3 separate regions of the Homo sapiens genome follow, and all the other regions are linked to region 3. A link is a contact called in ENCODE Hi-C or POLR2A ChIA-PET data. All regions are on one chromosome and are shown on one strand. The core of a region is the stretch at or near the end of the contact, and the rest is flanking DNA. Distances in the headings are between cores, read along the strand shown.

Region 1 (3,250 bases), core at 312-2,811, 390 kb before region 3:
CATGAGTTTGAAAAGTCCATTTTGAAACACAAAACACTCAATTTTTGTTTAAAAATCTGTACCTAAGGCAAGGAGTGCCACACTATCTTTCTGGGAGGAAGGGCTTTCATGTTGAAGAGAATCATGGTGGAAAAAAACAGCATAATGTTTCAAAATACATCCCATCATATATGGGCAGGAAAAACGCAATATCGACAAAAAGTGAGAGCTGACACCATGTCGCTTTAGTGCTTGCAGATGAAGACATTACATAAAATTAACATCTATGATCACTATAATTTCTCATTAAAAATTGTTATAAAAACATAAAAAGGTCATAATCTAAAAACAAAGCATAGTTCTCTAAATTGTTAATTCTTTTACAGATAATATGCAGCATTATAAAAAAAGAGAGAGCCACCATATTTTCCTATACATAGTATTTATCTTTGTTCCAGGAGGGAAAAAAATAAATTTTATCATGTGATATCCCAGATTCATGAAGGAATTACTATTTCTACTCAAAAATGCTACCATATTATTATGTAGAGCTTTTTGAATAAGACTTCCTAGAATCCACAATTTAATAATGGAATGAGTTTAGAAAAAAAAAACATAAATTTTGGACCAAAAAATATATCCATTCAAATTATAGTCACTGCCAGTTATTTAAATTTCTGAGCCTCAATTTACTTATTTGAAAACTGGGGAAAGCAGTAACTATACATTTAAGTAATGCTGGTGGTTTAAATGAGGTAAAGTATGAAAAATACCTGGTACATGGTGAGACTTCAGTTAATATTAATTTACATTCAATTTACTCTAGATGACAAACTAAGGAGGAAATATTTATACCATTTTACATAACAAGTGGATATTTCTATCTTGTTCTATTCACTTCCCTTTCTTAAAAAAAAATCAGGTTCAGATCACTGGATCAAATGCTCCTTCTTTTTAGGCAGGCAGGAGATTGCTGCTGATGGCTGACAAAATAAAATGCCAAAGGAGCTGAAAAGATGCATGGGTTAGCTTAGGCTAAGTTCTGCTGTGATGGAAAATGATACCAAAGTCTCAGAGGCTCACAATAACAATCACTTTTGGCTCATGCTACATGCACGTCATGAGTCTGTTTCAGCACTGCTTTGTATTATCTTTGTTCTGAGAATAGACTAGAAGATCATCCCCCATCTGGGGAAATCCTGATCCCTTGGCTGAGGGAAAAATACAGAAGGCAGATTTACATGATGGCTCTTACTGCTTCTGCTTAGATGTGGTATATTTCCCAGTTCATTAGCCAAAGCAAGTTATGTGGCCAAGCTTGATGTCAATGAGTTGGGCAGAAACAATCCTGCAATAGGGAGGGGTTTAACAAATATTTTGAACAATAATGTAATCTACATGGGCTAAAGTAATACGTTTAAAGAAGACAAAATATAGACAATAGAGAATCTGGGAACGATCCATGCTAACTACTCAGCTCTAGTTTATTTGCTTTCACACAGGATTGGCAACCTAGTCACCAAACCTGTTTTTTCAAAGAAGCTGGGAGCTGATGATTGTCGATTCATAGCTCTGAGAGCCAAGCCCACTTCCTGGAAAGTCCTGGCCCCAGAGCTCTAATACCATGTGTAGTATAAGAATTTATATCAGGTCTGAAAGGAATGGACTCCCACTGTTGCTAAATATGCCAAATTTTCGAGACAAGCTCTGAATCTGGAATTTTATATAAAATCTTTGTATTTCAAATGTTATCAATGAATTCAAGTATTTTAAAACAAAGTGCCAGATTAACAAAACATTGTTTCAGGCAAAATCTGGCTCACTGACCACAGTTTCTGAATAATGATGGAGGTGTAGAAAGAGATACCCACACTTTCCTGAATCAGCAGCTTACAAGTGGGAGAAATTTCTATTTCTAACAGGCATAACAAAAGTACCCAAAACTTGTAAAGAGCTACTGCCCATATCTCATCATGCTATTCAAACCTCACAGTAATCCTTTGAGACAGATATTAACAATTATAATTTTACTATTACAAATGAGGATATTGAGGTTCAAAGAAGCAGTGACTTGCTGATGTGAGTGCACCTTATAATTGAAAATGCAGACCACAGGATTCTCAATTCTATCTTCCTTCCATTGTACCTTGCATTCAGTTTAGTTCTACCTACCAGATCCCTAAAATGTGACTTTTAAAGCACTCTATCTTTAACCAGTAACTGGATAAATGTGAAACGCTCCTTATCCATATGAATATACTAACTCTAAGGTAGTATACCTTTTGAAGAAAGAGATCAAAGAATAAGATATCTATATATTGGGTACCTGCTTAACTTACTTTCGGTTTCCTTTTCTATATAAAACCTTTTGGTTTCACAGGTCCTTGATCATTGGTGGCATTCTCATTCACAGTCTGCATCAGAGGCTGTCACGTCATGAGTCGAATGTCCCCTTAACTACTAATATCAGCTCAGGAGATACTTTGCTACAGAAAAGGGAGAAGAGTATTGCCATCCTCTTCACACGTAGTCCCTCTAAATCGTCCTAGAATTTGCCCACTGCCAGTGCATCTTGCTCCCTACACCACTCTGGACAGTGATATCCCTATGGCCACAGAGGAGAGCAAGGTATCCCTAGAAAGCCCCTTCAACATCTGCCTAGTGTCTGTAGTTGCTTACTGTTAACTTACTTTGCCATTTAGCTGAAAACTCAAGTGCCTTAATTCTGCCAACTTTATCTGCCAGGAGTTAACAGTTCAAGTTTCTAAGCCCACAGGCTTCTTCTTATATTTATATTTTTGTAATTAGTAAATATTTCAAACACAGAAAGTAATATAATTGATATCCCTATACCTACCATCCAGCTTTACTAAATTTAACTTTTGCTGCAATTATTTCAGTTTTTAAATATACTCCCTCTAATTGTATTCCTCTGCCCTCTATAAAGTTATAACCTTTTCAGATGTATCTGCAACCCTAAATTTAGTATAGATCATTTTCATAAATATTTATGTGCTTTCATAAATATTTTATATTTTCATAAATATTTTCATGGACATTTCATAGCAAATATCCATAAAAATAAGGTATCATATTGCTTGTTTTATAAAATATTATAAAATAGCTCTACTTTCTGCACTGTGAACTTCTTGATCACTATTTGTTTATTCACCCAAATTAATACCTGTAGCACAAGTTCATTTATTTTAATTACTGTATAGGAGTCAATAGAATGAATATACAAGGATTGCTTAGTCAATATTCTGTTTAT
Region 2 (3,101 bases), core at 564-3,063, 270 kb after region 3:
AGGGAAATCTTACTGACAAACAGAACTTTGAGCAGAACATCTGCTTTTCTATTTTGCAAGAAAAAAGAGATGGCCCAATGTAAGATCTACACTGACTCATCAGTGGTGGCTAATGTGTTGGCCAGCTGCTACCTTAAGGATTTGGAAAAAACAAGATTGAAAGACTGGTGACACAGAGGTCAAGGTGGGGGAGGCATGTGAGAGAGTCTCTTGAAATGGGCACAGGGTGTGAAGATATTTGCGTCTCATGGAGTGCCCTCCAGAGAACAAATTGACCTGTCCCGTAGATGTCAGCCAGCCTCCTGCCAGCTTCCTTGGGGCTTGCTGAATGTACAATGAGTGCCATGGTGCTGGCATGGAGATGAAGCACAGGCTTAACTCTCCAGACTTCCTTCACCGAGGCTGATGTGGCTTACCAATGCTGAGTGAGCAAAATGCTGAGAGTGAAGGGCAGCACTGAGCCCCCTGTGGCACCATTCCCCGTAGTCCGTGTTAAATGGCCTCTCTTCACAGCATCAGTTCACAGGGTCCAGTAACACCATTGACTCATCTTCCTCAGCAGTTGGAAGAGGGAGGAGGAGAGTTAGTTTCAGCCTCTGGAGTTGGGGGTGAGTGAGGATACTGATGTATCACAAGCAACTAGTGGGCAAGGGGGAAAAGATGACTGAGTTCAAAAGCAATGCCTGGATTGGAAATAAAAGATGGAAAATTGCATTAATTCATAATCATGTGGTAATGCCCCATCGGACTCTGCATTCTTAATCTTTTACCTCTACTGACAGAGAGGCTTTGCTTTTCAGCTGCTGTGAACAAGCTGAAGAGGCCTTATCCTCTTATCTGCAAGAGTGGAAGTAATCACAGGGGGCCCTAAAGGCAAATGTTTACCTGTGTATTTTATCGTGAAAGTGCCAAGGGTCCAGACCTCACCTCTCTTGTCCCACTTTATCTCCAGTACCTAGAAGGGAGGCTGGCACATTGTAACCACTCAAACATCTGTGGATGACTGGAATAAATGGGAGGATGTAGGAATGAATGAACGAATGAATAATCCTTTAGGGAACAATAGAGAGCTGGGGGAGGGAGAAGCCATACCTGATCTTTTATTCTTCTCCAAAACCCTTGAAAAGACTATGAGAGGCCGCATAGAGTAGCCATTAAGACCTTGAACTCTTAATTTAGGATCTACAACTTCCTAGCTGAATGGCTTGGCCAAGTTATTTATTCTCTGTGTACAGTCTTCCTTCCTGTAAAACAAACACAGTAAATGCTTAGAGCAGCACCTGGGAAAAAGTCAAGTTCCACATAAGTGTTACTGTCATTATTTTTGTCATCTTGATGAGTGTGTAAGCCTGCAAGACAATCGGGAAATTCCCTAGGGAGGGTGAATCCAGATACTCAGCTTCCAAGGGCCATTCAAGAGGGAACAATCACCTTTTCTCTTTGCCTTTCATACTGCTTTAGACCCCTCACTGCTTCCTAACATAACTTTCACTGGCAAGAGACGGAGTCCTGGGTTTCAGTTCCAGTTGCCTGCGGTGGGCTGTGTGAGTTTGCCAAAGTCCCCTGCCCTCTCTGGGTCTCGGTTCCCTCGCCTGTCCACGTGAGGTTGGAGGAGCTGAACGCCGACGTCATTTTTAGCTAAGAGGGAGCAGGGTCCCCGAGTCGCCGGCCCAGGGTCTGCGCATCCGAGGCCGCGCGCCCTTTCCCCTCCCCCACGGCTCCTCCGGGCCCCGCACTCTGCGCCCCGGCTGCCGCCCAGCGCCCTACACCGCCCTCAGGGGGCCCTCGCGGGCTCCCCCCGGCCGGGATGCCAGTGCCCCGCGCCACGCGCGCCTGCTCCCGCGCCGCCTGCCCTGCAGCCTGCCCGCGGCGCCTTTATACCCAGCGGGCTCGGCGCTCACTAATGTTTAACTCGGGGCCGAAACTTGCCAGCGGCGAGTGACTCCACCGCCCGGAGCAGCGGTGCAGGACGCGCGTCTCCGCCGCCCGCGGTGACTTCTGCCTGCGCTCCTTCTCTGAACGCTCACTTCCGAGGAGACGCCGACGATGAAGGTGAGTGCCGCGCCACGTACGTCCCCGGGGCGAGCTGTGGGGACCTCTTCGCCAAACTCCCCAAATGGCCCAAAAGCTGGCGAAACCGGACCAGGGACTCCCCTTAGGCGGAAGCCCCAAGGCCACCCTCTGACAGGTGAAGGGACGTCCCAGAGCTCTCGCTTAGCTTTCGGACCCTGGCTTCTGCTAGGACCCTGGCGTCGAGCTTTGAATGTCCCGGAGAGCCACTCACAGAACGCACGCCCGAACCCGGGCAGGGGTAGAGAAACCAACGCTAATGTGCTCTGAAGGCACAAGTTCAAGGGCACCCGCCTTAGAGAACTCCAACTGGCGCACTCCAGACGCCACCCCCACCCCCAGCCCGCGGTCTCCCTCTTCTAACGCACTCCCACCTGCAAATCCTGCTGCCTCTGGAGCAGCCCCGACCCTCCTACGGAAACTGGGGCCACACGCTTCCCTCTAATTGGACTTGATCTGCTCGGCTTGCAGACACCGTGGAAGGTTCTTCTGGGACTGCTGGGTGCTGCTGCGCTTGTCACCATCATCACCGTGCCCGTGGTTCTGCTGAACAAAGGCAGTAAGTTTGAAACATTTGAAAAAGATAGGACAGTTGGAGCTCAGGTCAGGCTCCGTCTTACCACGCTAAGGGAAACGAGGGATTTTGCGTGGGGTTGGACCAGTGCCCCGAAGTGTAGCTGAGAAGGCTTCCCAGTTGTTGTTGCTGCTTGTAGAGCAGCAGCTGGATTCACTTCGCGGGGTCTTCAGTGTTTAGGCTGAAACTCTTGCGGCTTTCACGTCTTGTTATGTATAATAAATGCATGCTTCCTGAAATTAGGGAGAGTCGGGATTTTTAAAATTTCAATTTTAAATTTAATTTGTAAATTTTTAAATTTACATGTAATTTTTGAGAAAAGTTTTTGGGTGTGATCGAAAAAGGAAAAAAGGCAGTGTTTAAAGAGCCCAAAGACAGCAGTAAGGATATCTGAAATGGAAAGGAAAAATGAGAAAGCAAGCCCCAAAATACAGTTTTGAGAAATGATGTTCCACAG
Region 3 (3,398 bases), core at 589-3,088:
ACTTAATTAGATAAAAGTATACTATCAAAACAATTAGGTCTAGCAGCTGACATTTTATATTTTGTTAAAAGAATATAAGAAACATTAATAAGGCATGGGTTTCCTTTAACAGGATTTATAAACGTCTCAACTATCTTATTAATATTCTCCTACTAAAGAAATCATGTAAGTTTTATCCCAAAATTTTATCCAATGTATCTTAAAATATTTCAATTACATTTTTTAAAATCAGTGCCTCTAATCTATATATTGCTTCAGCTATTGAGGGTACTTCTCTTTCCGGCGATTAATAATGAGCATGACAACAGCTGAAAAGAGTTGTTTATTTTAAATTCATGGAAAAGGGGATTTAAATATTCAAAACACATACAGACGTTCTCTTTATTGTGTCGTGGAACTCTCCATCAAATTCAAGCACTCTGACAAAAGTGGGTAAGGAAGCACCAAATTATTTGAATGAAAATGTATTACTCTTGCCACCTCACTCTACCATACATATATGAATTCAGAGCATACCAAGAGGAGTAAATATACAAACTTCTAACAGATAGCTTCAACCAAATGAAAATACGTATACGCTAGGGACGTTTTTAAAGACCCACAGGTTTATGCTATCTTGATTAATCTTCGAAGGGGCTTTACTTTCCTTAGGTACCTTAAACTTCCTTCCTAAATTTAAGGACTGAGGAGGCATAGGCATTACAAAGTGGACGGTGCCAGAGGGGATTGAGGCAAGTCTTAAGGAAAGCAAATCAATTTTAGGAACAAGTATGTGTGGAAGTTGAGGACCTGGAAATTCATATCCTAAAACAACAACAACAACCACAACCACAACCACCACCACCACCACCACCACCACCACCACCACCACCACCATGAACTCCAAGGGGTAGGAGTAACTCTTTTGAAGACCACAACCATAGCCCAAAGTCAAGTCCTATATTAAAATCAGTAAAACACAATTTCTCTTTTTAGGTAAAAAACAAATAGAAAATATATTATATTCTACCCACACCGCAATGGATCAAACTACTGTTAACTCTGTTAACACAGCGTGTAGATCACTGACATCGATACTAAAGGTTTGGGCTCCTTTCTGAAAAGAAGGGGCTAGCCACCAGGACTCTACGATTATAACTTGCAACTCCCAAAGGTGATGCAGGATAAAAGTTATAACAAAGAGTAACTTCCCCCCGCCTGGGGGCGAGCGGGGGAGTCTAGAACAGATTGCCCTTCGTATAACAGTAAAGATTAGGAGTTATTTACCGTACACCTTAATTTATTCATAAGGAACTTAAAGAACAAGAAGTGGTCAGGAAATTCAAAAAGAGGATCTCTAGCAACACTGAGTGGGGGGCGGGGGAGGGAAGTACCACAAACGATTACTGGAACAAGAAGAGGGTGGCTTGTTCCTCCATTCCAGGAAATAAATTTCCAAACACACATTACTCCCTCGGCTCCACCAGGACGCTCCTCGAGGGTCCTCAACGACCAGAAAACCTGCGGCTCCAAGTCAGCCCAGGATCAATGCTCGCCCAGGCCCTGGCCCCCAACAGCCCCGGAATCCGGCGCCGCCGAGTACCAGGCGCGGACGCAGGGAGCAGGAGCCAAGGGCGGACCCGCACGTTGGCACCGCCCCCGGGGGCGCCACACCCCGCGAGGAAGAGGGACACGACCAAGCGGCTGGGACTCACCCCTCCTCCGTATCCCGGGTAGGCCATGACGAGCGGGACGAGCGGAGCGAGCGTCACCCTCGAGTCGCGTCCGCAGTGCTGGGAGAAAAAGCACAGGCGCAGGTGCAAGGAGGCGCAGCTGCAGGTGAGGCTGAAAGGCGCACTAACCGCACAGTTCACTCCTCCGAACCCGCCCCCTTCCGCAGGCCAGCCCCGCCCTGCACGGTTCCGATTGGCTGAGTCCCACACTTTGGAGCCAACTCAGCTGCAGTCCGCCCCTTCCCGCAGCCTAGCCCCACCCATCTCTGCCCTGATTGGCTACACCCCATCGGGAGCCCTCCAGTCCCTGCTCGACTCTTACTGGCTCCCTCAGGTTCTCGCGCGCTCTCCTTCTAAATCCCGAAGAAGCCTTGGCTGCTGCAACGGAATTCCCACTCTCTGTGGAAAGGTCTTCTACAAGCCTTCAACTCCTCAAGTTACTTTTCTTTCTAGAAACCCCAAACCGGCAAGTCTGTGACTTATTTTAACCAGCCCTCCACGCTTTTGAGCTGGACTTCAAAGACCCATCTGTGAATTTCAAAATTTTGCAGTTACATTTACTTTTGTGTAGTGTTGATGTCACATCAAAACTTTGCAACCAGGACCACACCTGTGGTCCAGGAGGAGTGCTTCTGCGCCAAAACCCACTTGAGGCCACATTGGACGAACAGGTTATTGATTCTGTTTGGTAGATAAATGGTGACCTGAATTGTGGCATGTTGGCAAATAAACAGGATATCTAGTTAAAGTTGATTTCCAAATAAACTTTTTTAGTGTAAGTATGTCCCAAATATTGCACAGGACGTGAACATACACTAAAAACTTATTTGCTGTTTATACACTGATAATATAGACGGTGTCCTGTATATAATCTGACTCAGCCTTTGGGCAAACTCTTGTTAAATGTTCAATTACTTTGGCTTATTAAGTAATAGCAATGGACAAGTCTGATTTATCTCTGGAACTCAAATGAATTTTGTAGCTCTGACTTTAAAAGGACAAGGCAGCTGTAGCTTTGGCTTATGAACAAATGAAAAAACCAAATGATATTATTTTGAGTTATCTCTGAAGAACAAGAGAAGGGCTAACATGTTTCTTAAAAATAAGGCTATCAAAAAAATGTTAACTATTCACAAAGGAAATCAGCCTTGCAGAGCTGAGTATCTGTTGTTCAGCTATGCTACAGAAGAGGATGTTGGACCTTGTGAAACAATTCTCAGAGGAAACAGCAGAGAGAAAGGAAGATTGCCGATGTCCTAGCTACTCTTGGGAAAGTGTCTGTAAGTTCCTTCAATGCTGTAAGAAATACTTAAGCCACTAAGGTTAAATTATTGGCATAAATAAATAGAGGGGAAGGGTAAAACCTACGTGGCAAAAGGGAAAAATGCATGGCTTATGAAGGTATCAAATGATAAAGCGCTAGAAAGAACAAACCATTGCAAAATTTTATTCCAACGGATTAACTACATATTCAAAGAACTGCTTAGGAAGGATTGAGTGTTTACATTTACAATGTTAGTCTGATTCTGTGGTCAAAATTTTTGTGCATCTTGTTTTCATCAAAATAGCCTTATTGATGCAGCTGCATTTGTGCAGTTGGGAGTTAAGGCCCCATGGGTTTCTTGCCTTTCTGCACATTTAATTGCAAAGATAGTATTTCCTGCCAGGGCAAAGTTTGGGTACGTT

The links. A loop is a pair of places that touch in the nucleus more often than their neighbours do. ChIA-PET counts read pairs that join two places held with the same protein, here RNA polymerase II (POLR2A). Pooled maps may share reads with other maps.
Region 1: a map with no recorded cell type shows a loop between it and region 3 (4-fold over the local background). The contact joins the enhancer-like site here to the promoter of GCA in region 3. A Hi-C loop is called at or near these places in 1 of 168 maps with a recorded cell type or tissue (breast epithelium), 8 of 37 single-sample maps with no recorded cell type and 4 of 50 pooled maps. POLR2A ChIA-PET finds 5 or more read pairs at or near these places in 1 of 52 experiments (Panc1).
Region 2: a pooled map shows a loop between it and region 3 (5-fold over the local background). The contact joins the promoter of DPP4 here to the promoter of GCA in region 3. A Hi-C loop is called at or near these places in 4 of 37 single-sample maps with no recorded cell type and 8 of 50 pooled maps.

The regions. Positions count from the first base shown.
Region 1 is chr2:162,731,427-162,734,676 of GRCh38, reverse strand. All of the region lies in intron 2 of KCNH7 (potassium voltage-gated channel subfamily H member 7), which reads left to right. Among named protein-coding and RNA genes, the nearest start is that of KCNH7-AS1, 36 kb to the left of the region's middle. RefSeq lists enhancers at 1,116-1,345, 2,252-2,461, 2,492-2,671. Within about 2 kb of position 1,561, at least 3 of the 41 ENCODE cell types and tissues checked have a DNase peak (open chromatin) inside an H3K27ac peak, as active enhancers do.
Region 2 is chr2:162,072,927-162,076,027 of GRCh38, reverse strand. It overlaps DPP4 (dipeptidyl peptidase 4), which reads left to right and starts at 1,813. Exons shown (of 26, transcript NM_001935.4): 1 at 1,813-2,052; 2 at 2,542-2,629. The coding sequence starts at 2,047. It overlaps DPP4-DT (DPP4 divergent transcript), which reads right to left and starts at 1,171. Exons shown (of 3, transcript NR_147697.1): 1 at 1,093-1,171; 2 at 417-550. RefSeq lists a promoter at 1-1,408, enhancers at 963-1,660, 2,095-2,294 and a silencer at 1,685-1,944.
Region 3 is chr2:162,342,572-162,345,969 of GRCh38, reverse strand. It overlaps GCA (grancalcin), which reads right to left and starts at 1,838. Exons shown (of 8, transcript NM_012198.5): 1 at 1,695-1,838. The coding sequence starts at 1,721. RefSeq lists silencers at 1,532-1,611, 1,852-2,001 and enhancers at 2,030-2,199, 2,052-2,281.